Linked DNA regions of Homo sapiens: region 1 is linked to region 2. The links are chromatin loops, found by intact Hi-C in ENCODE. Cell type or tissue: heart right ventricle. All regions are shown on one strand. Each heading gives the region's core, and the rest is flanking DNA. Links, peaks and the distances in the headings are about the cores only.

Region 1 (2,921 bases), core at 188-2,687, 62 kb before region 2:
ACAACCTGCCAAAACTGAATCAACAAGAAACAGAAAGCCTGAACAGACCCATAACAAAGAAAAAGATTAAATCAGTGATCAAAAACCTCCCAATAAAGAAAGGTCCAGGACTAGATGGCTTCACATGTAAATTTTACCAAACATTCAAAGAATTAATACCAGTTCTTCTTAAACTCCTCCAAAAATAGAAGACAGAATACTTCCAAACTCATTTATGAGTTTAGCATTAACCCAATTCCAAAGCCAGACAATGATACCACAAGAAAGGAGAACTACAGGTCAATATACCTGATGAACACAGATGCAAAATCCTCACTAAAATACCAATGAGCTGAATTTAAAAGCACGTTAAAAGGATTATACACCATGAACAAGTGGGATTTATCCTTGGGATGCATGGATAGTTCAGCATATGCAAATGAATCAATGTGATATACCACATTAACAAAATTAAAGAAAAAATATATGATCATCTCAGTAGACGCAGAAAAAGCATTTGACAAAATTCAACATCGATGCATGATTAAAGTTCTCAACAAAATAAGTACAGAAGGCCATTTGCCTCACAATAAAGGCCATAGAGCAAATGCCCACAGCTAACGTTATAAACCATGGGGGAAAACTGAATGCTTTCCCTCCAAAATCTGTTACAAGGTAAGAATGCCCATTCTCACCATTTCTACTAAACATAGTACTGGAGCAATGAGACAAGAGCAATGAGACAAGAAGAATAAATAACAAGAAATCAAATCTGAATGAGAAAAAAAGTAAAATTATCTCGTTTGCAGATGACATGATCTTATATGTAGAAAATCCTGAAGACTCAAGAACGACAACAACAACAAATCTGTTAGAACTAATAAACAAATTCAGTAAAGTTGCAGGACACCAAATCAACATACAAAAATCAGTTGTGTTTCTATACAAGCAATAAACTCTCTGAAAAGAAAATTAGGAAAGCAATCTCATTAACAAGAGCCACAAAAAGAATAAAATGCTTAGGGATTTTTAGTTAGACCTAACAAATGAGGTGAAAGACTTGTACACTGAAATTTATAAAACATTGATGAAGGAAATTAAAGAAGACACAGATAAATGGAGAGACATTCTGTGTTCTTGGACTGGAAGAATTAATATTGTTTAAATGTCCAAACTACCCAAAGTGGTGTACATTCAATGCAACCACTATCAAAATCTCAGTGGTATTCTTTACAGACACAGAAAAAAAAAAACTAAAATTCATATGCAATCACAAAAGACCCTGAATAGCCAAAACAAAGCTGGAGGCGTCACACTGCCAAATTCAAGCTATATTATAAAGCTACAGTAATTGAAGCTATATTGTACTGGCATAAAAACAGACATATAATCCAAAAAGATAAAGAAACCAAAAATAACCTTGTATCTACAGTCACCTGATCTTTAACAAGGGTGTCAAGAACAGACAGTGAGGAAAGGATAGTCTCTTTCCATAAACGGTGATGAGAAAACTGGCAATCCATATGCAGAAAAATGAAATTGAATCTTTCTCATACTATATACCAAAATCAACTCAAAACAGATTAAAGACTTAAATGTAAGACTTGAAACTATTAAATTACTAAAAGAAAACACAGGGGAAAAGCTTCTTGACATTGGTCTGGGCAATACTTTTTTGGAACATGACAACAAAAGCATAGACAACAAAAACAGAAATAGACAAGTGAGATTGTATCAAACTAAAAATCTTCTGCACAGCAAAAGAGACAATCAACAGAGTGAAAAGGCAATCTATGGAATGGGAGAAAATATCTGCTAACTATATATCTGATAAGGGGTTCATATCCAAAATATGTAAGGAACTCAAACAACTCAATAACAACCACAACAACAACAAAAAACATTAAAACATGGGCTAAGGACCTGAGTAGACACTTCTCAAAAGAAGAAGATACATACAGCCAACACGTATATGGAGAGGTGCTCAACATTACTAATCATCAGAGGGATCCAAATCAAAACCACAGAGACATACCTGTTAGAATGGCTGTTATCAAAAAGACAAGAGATAACAAGTGTTGGTGAAGATGTGGAGAAAAGGGAGTACTTGTACACTGTTGGTGGGAATGTAAATTGGTACAGCCACTCAGTATGAAAGTTCTGCAAACAATTAAAAATATAACTACAGTATGATCCATCAATCCCACTTCTGGGTATATATCCAAAGAAAATGAATTAAATACCTTGAAGAGTTATCTGCACCCTCATGTTCATGACAGCATTATTCAAAATAGTCACAACCTGTGTCTATCAATGGACAAATGGGTGAAGAAAATGTACTCTGTGTGTGTGTGTGTGTGTGTGTGTATGTATGTGTATGTGTGTGTGTGTGTATGTGAAATGGAATTATTCAGTCTTAGAAAAGAAGGAAATCCTGCCATTTGCAACAACATGGATGAGCCTGGAGGACATTATGCTAAGTGAAATTAGCCAGAACAGAAAAACAAATACTGAATGATTTCATAGGTGAAATCTAAAAAAGTCAAACTCGTACATGCAGAGAATAGAACAGTGGCTGCCAGTGGCTAGGAGGTGAAGGAAATGGGAAGTGTTTGTCAAAAAGTACAAAGGTTCACTTATGCTGGATGAATAAATTCTGAAGATCACTAGCACAGCATGGTGACTATAGTTAGTATTAATAATACTATACTATACACTTGAAATTTGCTAAGAAATTTGATGTTAAATATTCTTATCACACACACACACTCAAAAACTGTGACTATGTCGGGGGATGGATATGTTAGCCTGATTGCAGTAATCATTTCACAATGCATATGTATATCAAAAAGTCATGTTATACACTTTGAGAACATATAATTTTTTGTCCAGTGTACCTCAAGGAAGCTGAAAACCCCATAAACAAAAATAGAATCAATATT
Region 2 (2,921 bases), core at 169-2,668:
TGGGGCTGCCTATCACTCTGCTTCCAACACAGCAAGGTAGCCCTGCTGGGAGTCAGCCCTGCCCAGCTCATCCAGAGCTAGACATCCCCTGCTCCCACCTACCTCCCTAGAGGCTGGCCGGGGGGCTAACCTAGGAAGGGAGGAGAGGCCACGGAGGAAAATGTGTCTGTTTAGGGCAAGTCTGAAGGTGCCCCAGGGTGCTACCCAGGGGCACTGCTATGTGGAGGCAAGGGTTCTGTGTTCGAGTCCTGCTTCTCCCTCCATAGAGTGGGCAAAGTCATTTGCTCTCTTCAAACTTAGTTTTCTTGTTTATAAAATAGGAATCAGAATTTCTGTAAGAATGAAATGGGATAAAATGTTGAAATTTACTGTGAAAACTGTAAAGTGCTATTACAGAGTGGGGGATGGTGATGATGTTGATGATGATGACAATGACTACAAAAGGTGATCATTGCAGGGCTCTTGATCTTACAAGGGAGTTGGAAAATGTCATTTCTACTGTGAACCCAGGAAGCAGAAATGGTATGGGGAACACATGGCCTTGCCCCAGTCATAGAAGATATCACGATGCCCATTTTACAGATGAGAATATGGAGTCTTAAAGACTGTATGATTTACCCAAGGTCGCATGACTCCTGCTTTAGGACTTGTGCTGTGACACTGGATGCCTCTGAGTGGAGTGTTTCTGATGGCTGCTTTATCCTTCCCTTCTCCAGAATGTTCTCCTGTTGTTCTCATCACACAGCACAATGATAACAATGGTAACAACAGCTGACTGAGTGCTTTTTATTGGCCATGCACTGTGCTGAGTTATTTAGACAAATCATTTCACTTCATCTTCATGACAGCCCTTAAAAGGGAACCTATTTAGGTCCTAAGGTCCCAGGAAAAATATTACAGATGTGGAAACCAAGGCTGAGAGCGGGAGTGACTTGCCAGTAAGTGGCTGATCCCAGACCTCATCTCAGACTTTCCTGACTCTGAAGCCCACACTCACGGCACCATGTCACACTGAAACTTTGCCAGGTAGGAGTCAGACCACCTGACTTCTGGGCCTTACCTAGCCTGCCAGTGACATCTTTGTGTAACTTTGGGCTCATCAAGCATTCTCTTTTGTGGAAAATGAAAATGCCTACCAAGCCTACTTCCTGGGGTTAGTTGAGGAGCAAATGAATGGGAAAATGTGTAAAAAAAAAAAAAAAAAGTCAAGTTGTTGCATAAATAGGAGGGACTTTTGATATCCTCCAAATGCTTTCCTTTTCTCCACTCATTTTTCCTGATTTCCTCACTCTTTATCAGTAACAAAGTTAGGACAAAAGTGATGATTATTCTAAGGGGCACAAGCAGGGTCTGTCCCTTGGAAAGGCTTCTCCTCCCAGCCTCCTGCGGGTTTTTCCAGTTTTCAGGCTGTTTCCGACGACCCCAAGAAGACGGCCACTGTTTCCCCCCTGCAGTGATGGAAATAATTAGCTCCATTCTTCCTATTTGAATAGTCATGCCTAGCTGGCCTCTTAAATATGATCTTTGTGAGCAGTGCATTTTCAAACTCTCACAGGTTCTATTTTTACTTCTCTTGCTGAAGGAATGCTGTGGAAGGCGATTCCAGCACAAAGGGCCCTAATTAATTTCCCCTGCCTTTAAATATTTTTTCAAAGTATGTGTTTGAAAAGGACATTTAAAAAAAAATTCCGTGACTCTGGAGGTGGATTCCAACAGTTCTCACTGCCTTCCACTTGGAAATCCACCTTCGCCTTGCCGCCTGGTGGCCCGGCTGGAGTGCTGTGTTCTGCAGCTGGGCAGTGCTTACTGCTCCTCCTCCAGACAAAAGGGACAGCCTCCTCCATCCAGTCTCTCAGGCCACAGACCAGCTTAAGTCCTAGAGTCTGAGGGCCCAGGGAGAGGAGGATGGTCGCTAAAGGCCTGGAGAGGTGAGGAGCAAATGGGGGTCTCTGAAGGCCAGAATTGTGAAAACACAGGACTGGGACCATTGGAAAAACCATTAGGCCAGATTCTTTTGCCTTGAATCCCCATTCCCAGAACGGCCTCCGAGCCAAACCATACATGCCTGATGGTGATTTATTATTAATCTGGTTGTCCTGACTGTGAAAGGATATTCCTCAAACTGCATGTACCCTCATAAGGCCAGGGAAGGGTCTGAGCCCAAAATCCCAGGGCAAGAGAAGTTTTTGCAATCTGGAACACAGGGCTGGGGGAAGGTAGTTTTATCCTTTGAGAGTAATTCTGGTTTTCAAGGTCCTCGTTGAAAAGTTGTTTTGAAAGAGCAAAGCCTTTTGAAAACACACAAGAAAAGCTTCTCCCATTTCTAGCTCTCAGCTGCCAGTGGATAGGCTCTGGCTTCCTGGAGCGAATCCTAAGCCTAGGCAGGAAAGCTTTCCAAGGCCTCCAAGATGTGGATTGAGGGCAGGCTCCTGCATCTGAGAGCCCTGTGCCTGAAATACCATCATGAGTGCTTTATGCTGTAGGATTCCAGGCACCATCCCTGGTAAAATGCAAATCGTCTTGAGGCAGCACATGAAAGGCGTGGGTGGCAGCGATGAGGACCGAGCTCTTCCTTTCCTGCTTCCCTCTCCTTTCTTCTTCCCTCCCCTGTCCTCATTCCCTGCCTTCTGTCTTGCCCACTCCCACCCCATTTTCTGTTCCCTGCCCATTTCCATTTTCAGCCCTTCTACCTTCTCCCTACTCTCTTCTCTCCTCCTCCCTTTGGCTCTTTTCCCCCTTGCTCCCTGGGAAGCAGCATCCCGTTTCTGCCTTCCAAGGTGAGTCCAGTCAGCAGCACTGCACCCTTGCTGCCAGACTTGGGGCCTTCTGGGCATAGCTTTGGCTGTGACTGGAGAAACAGGCTTCGGGCTGATCTCTACCCTAGGGTCCCCAGGGGCTTCCTGGGAACCCTGTGATGCCCT

What was found. Hi-C counts contacts between places; a loop is a spot of excess contacts. Peaks named below come from ENCODE experiments on the same cell type or tissue, not always from the same donor. Only the 100,000 strongest peaks of a DNase experiment are listed, where the experiment ranks them.
Region 1: a loop joins it to region 2, with 4 times the contacts of the local background. A loop is called at or near these places in 2 of 110 quality-filtered maps.

Annotation. Positions count from the first base shown.
Region 1 is chr15:68,453,526-68,456,446 of GRCh38, forward strand. No RefSeq gene overlaps it. Among named protein-coding and RNA genes, the nearest start is that of ITGA11, 23 kb to the left of the region's middle. In heart right ventricle, for the core only: no CTCF peak of the experiment used is centred there; no DNase peak of the experiment used is centred there.
Region 2 is chr15:68,515,817-68,518,737 of GRCh38, forward strand. It overlaps a transcript of CORO2B not described here. Among named protein-coding and RNA genes, the nearest start is that of CORO2B, 62 kb to the right of the region's middle. RefSeq lists an enhancer at 2,768-2,921. In heart right ventricle, for the core only: a CTCF peak has its summit at 1,723 (motif pointing left); no DNase peak of the experiment used is centred there; H3K27ac peaks cover 1,843 bases.